Regions from separate parts of the Homo sapiens genome. Here region 1 is linked to region 2. The links are chromatin contacts, found by Hi-C in ENCODE. All regions are on one chromosome and are shown on one strand. Each heading gives the region's core, a stretch centred on a gene start or an enhancer-like site at or near the end of the contact. The rest is flanking DNA. Distances are from core to core; before and after follow the strand shown. Region 1 holds the start of OR5F1 (olfactory receptor family 5 subfamily F member 1). Region 2 holds the start of OR5I1 (olfactory receptor family 5 subfamily I member 1).

Region 1 (6,376 bases), core at 3,590-6,089, 58 kb before region 2:
CTTAAATAAAACAGAAGAAAATCTTTTTGACCTGGGGTTAGGAAAATATTTCTTAGACATTACACAAGAAAACACAAACATATAAGTAAAGCCTCATAAATTCCATTATACTTCTTTATATTTAATTCCTCTCCTTCCTCTAGTCCCTGACAACCACTGGGAAACCACAGATGTGATTTCTGTAATTCTTTTCCCCTTTTTAGAATATGATCTAAGTGAAATCATACAACTTGTAGCCTTTCAAATCAGGCTTTCTTCCTTACTGTGATGTTTTGAAATTCAACCATGCTGTTGCTTGTATCATTTTATTTGTTTCTGTGGGTTTTTTTCTTTTTTGCCTTTATAAGAATGAAACTTCCAAAAGCAATGGACTTAATAATGACTGCTAAGTAGTATTCCATTCTCTTACATAACACTAATTGAGAGAAAATGACATTGTTTCCAAATAAGAGCCATTATAAATAAAGCTTGTCTTTGTATCTATGTACTTGCTTCACTTAATTGAAATTACCTTCTGCTTATAAAAAGCTACTCTCAAAAATGTAAAGTCAAGGCATAAACTGAAAGCATGCATTGTGAAAGTGCATATGCATTAAAGGACTTGTATCCAGGGTATAAAAGGAACTATGAAAAAACAGTAATAATAAAACGAACAACCAAAGAGAAAATTTTCACGGACATTTTACCAAAACAACAAAAAATAGTGATAGCAAGAAAACATATAAAATGTTTAAAATGATTAGTTGTTAGGGAAATTCAAATTAAAACCACAATGAGAAATAATGGCACATCTATCAGACTAGCTAAAAAATGTAAAAGAAAGAAAATGCCAAGTGCTGGTAATGATTTAGAGCAACGGGAACTCCCAGACATTGTTGTGTTGACACAAAACACCGTTTTAAAATGTTGTCAAAGTTTGTCAGTCTCTTAAATAGCTTTTACTTACCTTATGATCCAATAGACTTCCAGTTATTACCCAAGTGAAATTTTAAAAATATGTAGATACAAAGACAAGCTTTATTTATAATGGCTCTTATTTGGAAACAATGTCATTTTCTCTCAATTAGTTTTACATAATGGAATGGACTACTACTTAGTAGTCCATTAGTCCATTGCTTTTGGAAGTTTCTTTTTTATAAAGGCAAAAAAACCTCACAAAAAACAAAGTGATAAAAGAACAACATGGTTGAATTTCAAAACATCATAGTAAAGATGAAGGCCTGATTTGAAAGGCTATAAGCTGTATGATTTCACTTAGATCATACTCTAAAAAGGGGAAAAGAATTACAGAAATCACATCTGTGGTTTCCCAGTGGTTGTCAGGGACTAGAGGAAGGAGAGGAATTAAATATAAAGAAATATAATGGAATCTATGAGGCTAAATGAAATATTCTGTCTTAATTGTGGTAGTTGTTACAAGACTGTATGTGTTGTCAAAGCTCATCAAACTGTACCCTTAAGAATGAAAGTTTTTCCATTGGTAAACTAGTTCAACCATTATGGAAGTCGGTGTGGCAATTCCTCAGGGATCTAGAACTAGAAATACCATTTGACCCAGCCATCCCATTACTGGGTATATACCCAAAGGATTATAAATCATGCTGTTATAAAGACACATGCACACGTATGTTTATTACGGCACTATTCACAACAGCAAAGACTTGTAACCAACCCAAATGTCCAACAATGATAGACTGGATTAAGAAAATGTGTCACATATACACCATGGAATACTATGCAGCCATAAAAAAGGATGAGTTCATGTCCTTTGTAGGGACATGGATGAAGCTGGAAACTATCATTCTCAGCAAACTATCGCAAGGACAAAAAACCAAACACTGCATGTTCTCACTCCTAGGTGGGAATTGAACAATGAGAACACATGGACACAGGAAGGGGAACATCACACACCGGGGACTGTTGTGGGGTTGGGGAGAGGGGAGGGATAGCATTAGGAGATATACCTAATGCTAAATGACGAGTTAATGGGTGCAGCACACCAACATGGCACATGTATACATATGTAACAAACCTGCACGTTGTGCACATGTACCCTAAAACTTAAAGTATAATAATAATTTAAAAAAAGAAAAAAAATGAAAGTTTTTTGTAGGAAAGCTATACCACAATGGCTTTAAGAAATTAATGGTTTCTAAGGCCGTATTGTCCCCATTTAAACATTCATGAATTAAAGTATTTTTATTCATTGTTCTTTCTGCTTCTTCCTGAATAAACTCCTTTCAAAACTTTAAATTAAAACTTCCAGTTCATTCTACTTTTTCAGTCTTTGCTTTTTTAAGGTTTGATAACATCAATCTCTTCTTTTTTCATAGTATTATCTTCTCTCCTTGATTCTAACAAAATTCATGAATTGAGAATATATTGTTTTTCCTCCATCTCTTTCAATTCACAGTTGAGTTTCTCCAGTAAAAATTATTTCACATACTTTCATTCCTTAAGTTATGTATTCTTACATACATAAGCAGATAAATATTGAAAATATAATAGGTAATAATCAATCATGGCATAGGTCTTGATGGCATTGTATTAGTCCATTCTCACACTGCTAATAAAGATGTACCTAAGATGGGGTAATTTATAAAGGAAAGAAGTTCAATTGAATCACAGTTAAGCATGGCTGGAGAGGCCTCAGGGAACTTACAATCATGGCAGAAGGGGAAGCAAACATATTCTTCTTCACATGGCAGCAGCAAGGAGAAGTAGAATGAGCAACAGAGTGAAAAGTCCCTTATAAAACCATCAGATCTCATGGGAACTCACTCACTATCACAAAAGAACAGCATTAGGGTAACCACTCCCATGATTCAATTACCTCCCATGGTGTCCCTCCTATGACATGTGAGGATTATGGAAACTACAATTCAAGATGAGATTTGGGTAGGGACACAGCCAAACCATATCAGACATGATGGTGAGATCTTTAAAAGTCAACTTTTTAACAAATTTCTTGCATTATGTTAGAGGCCTCCCTTTAGATGCTGATGTCTCCTACGTGCTTTGAAGATTGGAGGATTAGATTCACTATGAGATATACATACACACACGCTACATATACACATACACGTAAACATACACACATATATATACACATATAAGCTAAAATGGAGCATGATAGGAAATAGCGAGCTAGGTATTAGTTCTTTATGTTGAAGATTGTGTTCAAGTTTATTCCTCTACTTACCAACAGTTTATCTTTGGGGAAGTTGTTTAACAGATTAAAGCCTTACTTTTTTCATCTATAAAATGTGCGAATAATAATGTCAACCTGAAAGACTGGTTGAGAGAAGTAATTGAGAATTTAAACAAAATAATTAACATAGCAATTGCTGCATTATGAGTTCCCTATGCAAATAGACTCTCTTTGCATTTGAATACCCAATGTAGTATATTTTACGTTGTCTTCTTTTTGAATTTAGATCTAGAAAATCTATAGCTTCATGTCTTTGCAGGATAAGAATCACAAATAGTAACGGCAAAAACCAACACAATTTCAAAATCATAAATATATAATAATTTTTAAATCTATTGTGCTATTTGCTCAGGTTATAGGATTTCTTTAAAAATCATACAATAGATATTTATTAACTACCCTTTCTCACTACCTTTATACAGGAAAATAGCTGAATTTTAAGTCACACCGAAAAAAAGAGGGGTGCACCCACATACTAAAATGGCACAGGGGGAGAACGATAGTTTAGTCACGCACTTAGAATAAGCTAAAAATACAGACACAGAGAGAGTCAGTGTAGATAGACAATTATTTTCCAGAGGTCACAAACCACTTTATGATGTAAGACTTTCATAATGTCTGATTCCATACATCTCTATGTGATCATATTATATTTAATATTGTTTTGAGACAGAGCTCCTGCCTGTAGAGAATTGACTCTGCAATTAATAGCTATAATCTACTCCCCATGGTTACCCTGTCTTCTTGGAGAAAAACAAAATACAAGTGCAGTAACAAGTATTTAATCATAAGGCATCTTAAGATTTTACCAATAGATAATTCAATTTTCCACTGCATTTTTTAAATTAAATTTTCTTCTTTTATTTTTAAGCTCCAACTAAGAACCTCTGATAAAAAAAAAATAATAGTTACTTACTTAGGTAAGTAGCCATCTGGGGAGGAAGTTTTAAAGATTTGGTAATGTTATTAAGTAAGGTGGATAGGTACCCTGTCGGCTGCTTCTTGGAATTAACTTGATAATGGACATTGTAGTATAACAATCATTTGGTTTACTTTTAAAACATCACTAAATTATTTTTAAGGATACAATAGATGTGAAAATATTGATTATTTGAAATGGTCACTCTTTTTGCTGCTTAGGGCTACACATAAGCCATTCTCAAGAGATAAAGTATGAATTTTGGAGTTGAAGAATGTACAGAGTGATTTTGAGAAAATTAAAAAAGAATGCATTGAGTTAAATTCACATACCTGCTCTGAGAATGGGAGAAATTTTAGCAAGAATATTTTTATTATTTTACATTTTGGATGTGGGCTAGTATAGAAACAATAGAACAAAGTATTTGTATTCACAGAAATAGAGTATGTGGACTTCAGCCAGTGATTTGAGAAGCCTACAACTCCAATTCAATACAATCAATTGTTTATTACATGTAAATGCTTACCCATGGGTCCTCTAATATTCCTCTTACTTCAGTAATTATGACATATTATTCTGGGTTTTTGTTTATTTATTTGCCATATGTGACTGTCCTATTAACACTTCTTTTTTTTTTTTTTTGTAAACTTTTAGAGAGGAAAATATGTGCAACTAATACAAAGTTTACACAAAATATATTTCTCATAAATGACCAGAAAAAATTATACCTCACTGACTGAGTTCGTCCTATTGGGATTAGCAGACACGCTGGAGCTACAGATTATCCTCTTTTTGTTTTTTCTTGTGATTTATACACTTACAGTACTGGGAAATCTCGGGATGATCCTCTTAATCAGGATCGATTCCCAGCTTCACACACCCATGTATTTCTTCCTGGCTAACCTGTCCTTTGTGGACGTTTGTAACTCAACTACCATCACCCCAAAGATGCTGGCAGATTTATTATCAGAGAAGAAAACCATCTCTTTTGCTGGCTGCTTCCTACAGATGTACTTCTTTATCTCCCTGGCGACAACCGAATGCATCCTCTTTGGGTTAATGGCCTATGACAGGTATGCGGCCATATGTCGCCCGCTGCTTTACTCCTTGATCATGTCCAGGACCGTCTACCTAAAAATGGCAGCCGGGGCTTTTGCTGCAGGGTTGCTGAACTTCATGGTCAACACAAGCCATGTCAGCAGCTTGTCATTCTGTGACTCCAATGTCATCCATCACTTCTTCTGTGACAGTCCCCCACTTTTCAAGCTCTCTTGTTCTGACACAATCCTGAAAGAAAGCATAAGTTCTATTTTGGCTGGTGTGAATATTGTGGGGACTCTGCTTGTCATCCTCTCCTCCTACTCCTACGTTCTCTTCTCCATTTTTTCTATGCATTCGGGGGAGGGGAGGCACAGAGCTTTCTCCACGTGTGCCTCTCACCTGACAGCCATAATTCTGTTCTATGCCACCTGCATCTATACTTACCTGAGACCTAGTTCCAGCTACTCCCTGAATCAGGACAAAGTGGCTTCTGTGTTCTACACAGTGGTGATTCCCATGTTGAATCCTCTGATCTACAGCCTCAGGAGTAAGGAAGTAAAGAAGGCTTTAGCGAATGTAATTAGCAGGAAAAGGACCTCTTCCTTTCTGTGATTGTTTGGCTAAAAATCTCAACTAAAGAGCATATTTTAGTTACTTTCAAAGTCTAGTTTATATCTACATTTTTTTATTAGAATATTTTCTCAGTAAACACATTCTGTTAATAGTTGTATCCAGTTAGGGATAAAGAAAGTTACCAAACTGATTCAAGATCATGGCATGTTGACTTTACTATGATTCTATATATCTTTGTTAGGTTCTCCAAAATAATGAATATTTTTAAATGAAATTTCATCTAGAAATCAAATGGAATATATGTTCACAGACCAAAGCCACAATGATACATGAAACTGGAAATATAAAATAATTTCTATTATCCATTCTTTTTTTCTTATGCATTATTTTTCACCATTTATGATTTTTAAGGGATTGTTAAATATCACATAGGTGAGAAATGCTATAAGTTTAATATATATTTCTCCTTTGTATTCACTGAACTACTTCTTGGGGGAATAAAATCAAATTTTAGGACTATAGTTTTAATAGGAATTCTAAACTCTGCTTTTTTTACCTCCTCTCTCTCTCTCTCTCTCTCTGCCTGTCTGTCTTTCTCTCTCTCTCTCTCACACACACACACACACACACAC
Region 2 (6,303 bases), core at 3,381-5,880:
TTTTTTCCCTGTAAATTCTCAGTGGAAGTGATAAACTATAATTAATTATTATATCCTACCTGAAGTGGTAGTCTCATAATTTTTAAAATATCTTTTTAAATAGAGATAACAGAGGCTATTTAATTATGTATATACTATGTATCTTTCTTCTATCAGTAATCCATACATGGCAGAAACCTGATCAGTTGACTATAAACCCGATCAGTTGACTATGCGATTAGCTTATATCAGATAATATAATGTTACATGTACCAGAGCCAAATTATCTTCAGTGTCTTCTCAGACCTAACACTAGCAGCCACTATCGTACTTCTATCTTCCAGTTGATCTGATGTTAAAAAGAAAAATCTCAACTATGTCTATATACCTAAAACCTGTGGTTTTCTAGAATACTTGAATAATAAGTACAATTGACTTATGTCATGTGAAATTTTCCCTTCCATCTTTCCTTGCCCTCCATGTCTCTTGGATACTAAGTCAGGGAAATTTAGAATCACAATAAAGAGTAGTGCAAAGTCCAAGAATTAAATAGGGATTGCAAGTGTTCTTCTGCAGAGACAACGCTACAGATACTGGAGAGAATAGTCTCTTCTTACAACCGTCTTACAGGCTTAGACCTCTGCCCACAGATTCTCATAAATCACTCAACCATTAGAATATTATATTATCACTTTCCTTTCCGAAGAGTAGGATTAGCAAAAGAGAACGGTTACTTTTTTCCTTTAATGAATGAAATTATAAATAATTAATTTTTAAAATTTAAATTTGTGATTTCTAAAGAAGTATATTCAAAAAACTAGATTTACGGAGTAAATTTTTAAAATGTTTTTCAAATAACTTCATTACCAAAATGATAATTACCTCAAAATTTTTTAAATGATAAATTCCTTGTATGAGCATATTATACTAAAATGACAAACTCTCATTTTTTCTTTATAGAGTTAACTTTCAGTTCACCAACCCTATCACTATATTTTCCTAAATCACAAAATAAGTTCAGTATTGTGTGCAGTTATATAGAAGGATCATACCACAAATAAAGAGGAAATATGAATTCAGATTTGAGCTCACAGTAACTGAGATTTTTTTTCAATAGTTAGAATGTACACAGTGGATTGAAGTTGTGAAATTATTTTCCTAAAAAATAATTAAGCTGAGGCTTCTGACCATGTTTTAGTAGGTTCATAAATGGATTTTTGCAATGGATATAAGTTTTAAGAAGATTTCCTCTGTGATACTCCAGATATAGGCATGATAAATAAACCTGCATTATACTGTGAAAATAAAGAGACTATAATTGGTGGGGCTGCACTAATTACAATTAGCTATTAACTACAGTTGTTTGAATGAAGCTATCTTATACAATGTATATCAGAATAATGAAGTTGATGATGACAACCTGTGTTTACTGAGATGACCTTGCCATTGTCCTGATACATTTTGGTACCAGGTGTTATAAAGTCCTCTGTCTTGTCAGAAAACATCTGGTGATACTAAGCTCTACAGAAGCTTTCAATGCCACAAAAATAATTCATTAATTTTCAGTACTAGTAATCATAAATAATATTTTTAGAGTTTCCATGTGGTTTTTGAGAAATTTAAATGGCAGTAGTTACAGTTTTAAATATTTGAACTATTTGTAAAGAACCTCCACAATAAAGACGGTCCTTTGTAGAATGCCAAGTGTTAAAAACAACCTCCTCGATATTACTGAAAATGAAAATTACCTCTTCAAATTAACACAACAGCATTTCCATGAAAATTATGAATGTGTTTCTAGAGAAAATATTTACATTGGCAATAAGCCTAGTAACTATTCTCTAGGAGTCTCTCAGAAATTAACATGCTTGGAATCCTTCAATTACTAGGTCCCCAGTGACATAAGAATTCATGTAAAAGCCCTTGGTTGTATTGGTGAAATTATTCCCTTAAGCAACTTGCAACAGTTCCTTCCTCAGTAAGTAGCTTCTGCGGTTATTGGACTGGCTTTAATCGTGCAAAAAAAAAAAAAATCAACTTTTGTTGGTCTGAGAGCAAGAACCACTGATTTGAGTACAAATAGTTTTGAAAGTACATTTATCATTCAATATTGTACTGACAAGGTAATCTATCTTTTATCACCCTTTCTGATATAGCTTCCACAGGGTCTAAAATGTCTTTTGTTTAAATAAGCCTTTTGTTACTGATAGGAGAACCAAAGCATATCTACCTACCTTATAACTTGAATTAACTTATTTTATAACATAAGATTGTTTTGTTATGTTTGGAAAGAACTTATTGAATCATAGTATGTTAGTAAGATTTATTTGTTAATTCCCTTTTAAAAAGAAGAATCCAAGAATCACTGTCTTTTCCTACCACTATCCTCATGCCTCTTCTCTTCCTTTTAATATTTCTCTAAATAGAATTTTTTGACTATCAGAAGGAATGACCAATGTGAAGTTGCCAAGAATACATGCCCCACATTTTTGGGAAGTATGCGAACCATAGAATGGTCATACTGTTAATATTCTCCCCGTCCTCATGCTTGCTTTCATGGGCTTTGATTTCATACACCCCTGAGTTTGAATTGCACTGGTCAACTACATGTTGAATGACCTTGAGATACTATCCTAAGCATTAATGTTCTCATCCAAAATATGGAGCTAATAAAAAGAATCCTGTTTATAGAGAACCAGTGTATCATGTGGCTTTGGAGTCAGAATTTTGGGTTCTAATCCTGTTTCCATCACATCCTAAATCTCAAATTCTCTCTTTCTTAGTTTCCTTCATCTGTAAGAAAAAGATCATAATGATAGTAACTCCATGGTAATTTTGTTAGTTTTTTGGTGACAATTAAATGAGTTATAGGTGAAGTGTTAAGAATATTGCATTACACATAGTAAGCATTATACAGGTGACAATTATTGTTAGTAAAATTTGACAGGTAGCTCTAGTCATAATCTAAGAATAAAATGGCAGCGTGGCAATCAAAACTAATTTTTGATGTTATCTACTGTATGTCAGTCTCCCTAAAGAATGACACATGGAAAGATAAGTAGGTAGATAAAGGGACAGAAAGGGGGGGCAGAACATTTTCCCTATTTAATCCATACAGAAACACTATGAGATATTTATTATCATTGTTGTAGTATAGATTAGGATAATTTATATTAAGTGGCACAAGGTCACACAGCCCCCATGCAGCCAAGATGGGCATCTAATCAAATTCCTCCTAAATCGAAGTGATGTCTTATATTGTCTAAATACCTTGACTATTTTCAAACAAGCAAAATGAGAATAACCACTGTCCTGCTGTAGTGCTGCATCTCATTCACACGCTTTGAGGTGATAACATAAGGCAGCACTTTGAGCACGTGATTAACCCTTCTGATTATCAATAGGCTTCTCAGTGTTTATGTCATTGGGTAGTTTTATTGCTTACATGAGATAAATAAATTGTCTTTAGCACTGTCATTGTCATAATATCTATTATGTAAATGAGGCAGTGACTCAAATATTTTTAATTCCCATCTTGGCCCTCTCAACATGAACTTTAGAGATTGATGCTTTGCTTGCTTTTTTTTGTTGTTGTTTTGTTTTTTACGTATTTCCAAGTCTATCCTTCATGGTCAAAATCAAATTATTTGTACTTCAAAGTCAAGTTAAAAATTTTTATAATTCTGTAAGTATTTTGAGACCTCAGAAGCAGTGTTTAACAGATTTTTCTGACTCAACACTTTGTATTATACTACCATAACAATAAATGCAACAATTGTTCTTTACTTATAAAATTTAATCAGTGATGATGCCATATATAGTAATGTTATTTAATTGCAAGTTAACATATAACTAAATGTTTTGCTGACTGTACTTGGTCAGTCCACTAATGTTTAATGAGCATTTCCAGGAAGCCAAGGAGTTCGATAAATGCCAGAAGTATTGAAACAAGTAGTTAACTAATTTTATCAGCTTAGTTTAGTATGTGAACAGGGTTTATGGAATTACACTAAGCTCTTTTCTGTCAAAAATATCCTCAGAGCTGGTATTTACTGACATTTGTTTTTATTTCGCTAAAGCTTCTGCTTTACAGTAAAAAAAAAATTAGCCGGCATATTTCATCACACCACTCTATTTACTCAGTCAAGAGACACAGCATACCGGTATCTATCAAATCCTGAAAACAAGAAGCAGATGTTCTAAAATTCTTATTCAAAGGAACACTCTATAAGTCAGTCCATTTTTAATAATATACATATTTTCTTTACTTAATGTGATCATCAGTCTGTTCATTAATTTATTACTTTTTTAATACTCTGGGCCAGTAATTGTTTAATATTTTGGGTGCAAAATGGTAAGCCAAATCAGACATGATCCATGCACATAGGAAGTCAACTGTTCAATGGAAGAAATAGTAATCAAATAAAATATAACCTGCAACCATGAAATATGATATTACTAAATTCTGAAATATATTTCTCAGAGTTTATAGTTCAAAAAAGTTTGAGCTTGCTTTCTTTATCTTATTGCCATTTATTTATTTTTAAACAATAAAATAACTTTATAATTACATCTAATTATTTTTCTTTTTTCATCATTATAGCATTGTAGGGTATTAGAAATTCTCATAAAAGGAAAACAACACAGAAGATGGAATTTACAGATAGAAACTACACGTTGGTCACTGAGTTTATTCTATTAGGTTTTCCAACTCGCCCTGAACTGCAGATTGTCCTGTTCCTCATGTTTCTGACATTGTATGCTATAATTCTGATAGGGAACATTGGATTGATGCTGTTGATCAGGATTGATCCTCACCTTCAAACCCCCATGTATTTTTTCCTTAGCAACCTATCATTTGTAGACCTTTGCTATTTCTCAGACATTGTTCCCAAAATGCTGGTCAATTTCCTCTCGGAGAACAAATCTATTTCCTATTATGGGTGTGCCCTGCAGTTTTATTTTTTCTGTACTTTTGCAGATACAGAATCCTTCATCCTGGCCGCCATGGCCTATGATCGCTATGTCGCCATCTGTAACCCTTTATTGTACACAGTTGTGATGTCTAGGGGCATCTGTATGCGGTTGATTGTCTTGTCATACCTTGGAGGCAACATGAGTTCCCTGGTTCACACATCCTTTGCCTTTATTCTGAAATATTGTGACAAAAATGTTATTAATCATTTTTTCTGTGACCTCCCTCCCCTGCTTAAACTATCCTGCACTGACACAACAATTAATGAGTGGCTCCTCTCCACATACGGCAGCTCAGTGGAAATCATTTGTTTTATCATCATCATCATCTCCTACTTTTTCATTCTTCTCTCAGTCTTAAAGATCCGCTCTTTCAGTGGGAGGAAGAAGACCTTTTCTACATGCGCCTCTCACCTGACTTCAGTGACGATCTACCAAGGGACTCTCCTCTTTATTTACTCACGGCCCAGCTACCTGTATTCTCCAAACACTGATAAAATTATCTCAGTGTTCTACACCATTTTCATTCCAGTGCTGAATCCGTTGATTTATAGTTTGAGAAATAAAGATGTAAAGGATGCAGCTGAGAAAGTTCTAAGATCAAAGGTAGATTCTTCATGAGATAAAGCATCTCAAGATACATCTAATTTCTCAATCACATACTGTAATTGGGAACTTACAACAACCTTACCTGTACACACACACAACCTCTCACACTAGGGATTTTATCAAGCACTTTGTTTAATGCAGCCAAATGAATTTCATAGTCCTAAAATATTTTTAAAATCATTTAAAAGTTTCAAAGTTCCTGCTAAATGCTAGTTATACTACTTTTCAGTTATTACTAGCTTGAGATTTATGCTAAAATCAATTTCATCAAGCCATCTTAAGGGATATAGTAAATATTTCAGAAAAGTATGCATGCATGTACATGTGCGTATCTATCTGTAGAATATCTCAGTTATAAGTGTAGATTACTGGATAACTGGATAAGAAAATAAGTCAGATTGCTTTGATTTATATGCCAGATCTATACTTGGCTAGTGAGTGGCATATTGAATGAGTTGCTTAATTTTTCTATGCCTCATTTATCTGTAAAATGGGATGAATATTGCACATATGCTATTGATTGTTTGATGGTGAACAGAGTTAATACAGTTAAGAGCTGAGAATAGTGCCTGGACATTATATACACTTACATGTTTGTTATAAGATATGTTTTTATAATATCTCACACTAATTAAAATGCATGTAATAAAATAAGATGATAGAGGCTAGAATGTTAGAAAAGCAATCATAAAAAGCCAAATAATATTTTTTAAAATGCAGGTGATAACATGTTGATAACTT

The links. A loop is a pair of places that touch in the nucleus more often than their neighbours do.
Region 1: a loop to region 2 is called in a map of CD8-positive, alpha-beta T cell, with 4 times the contacts of the local background. The contact joins the promoter of OR5F1 here to the promoter of OR5I1 in region 2. A Hi-C loop is called at or near these places in 1 of 168 maps with a recorded cell type or tissue (CD8-positive, alpha-beta T cell).

Annotation. Positions count from the first base shown.
Region 1 is chr11:55,993,088-55,999,463 of GRCh38, reverse strand. OR5F1 (olfactory receptor family 5 subfamily F member 1) reads left to right here and starts at 4,839. Exons shown (of 1, transcript NM_003697.1): 1 at 4,839-5,783. The coding sequence starts at 4,839. The coding sequence ends at 5,783.
Region 2 is chr11:55,934,727-55,941,029 of GRCh38, reverse strand. It overlaps OR5I1 (olfactory receptor family 5 subfamily I member 1), which reads left to right and starts at 4,630. Exons shown (of 1, transcript NM_006637.1): 1 at 4,630-5,574. The coding sequence starts at 4,630. The coding sequence ends at 5,574.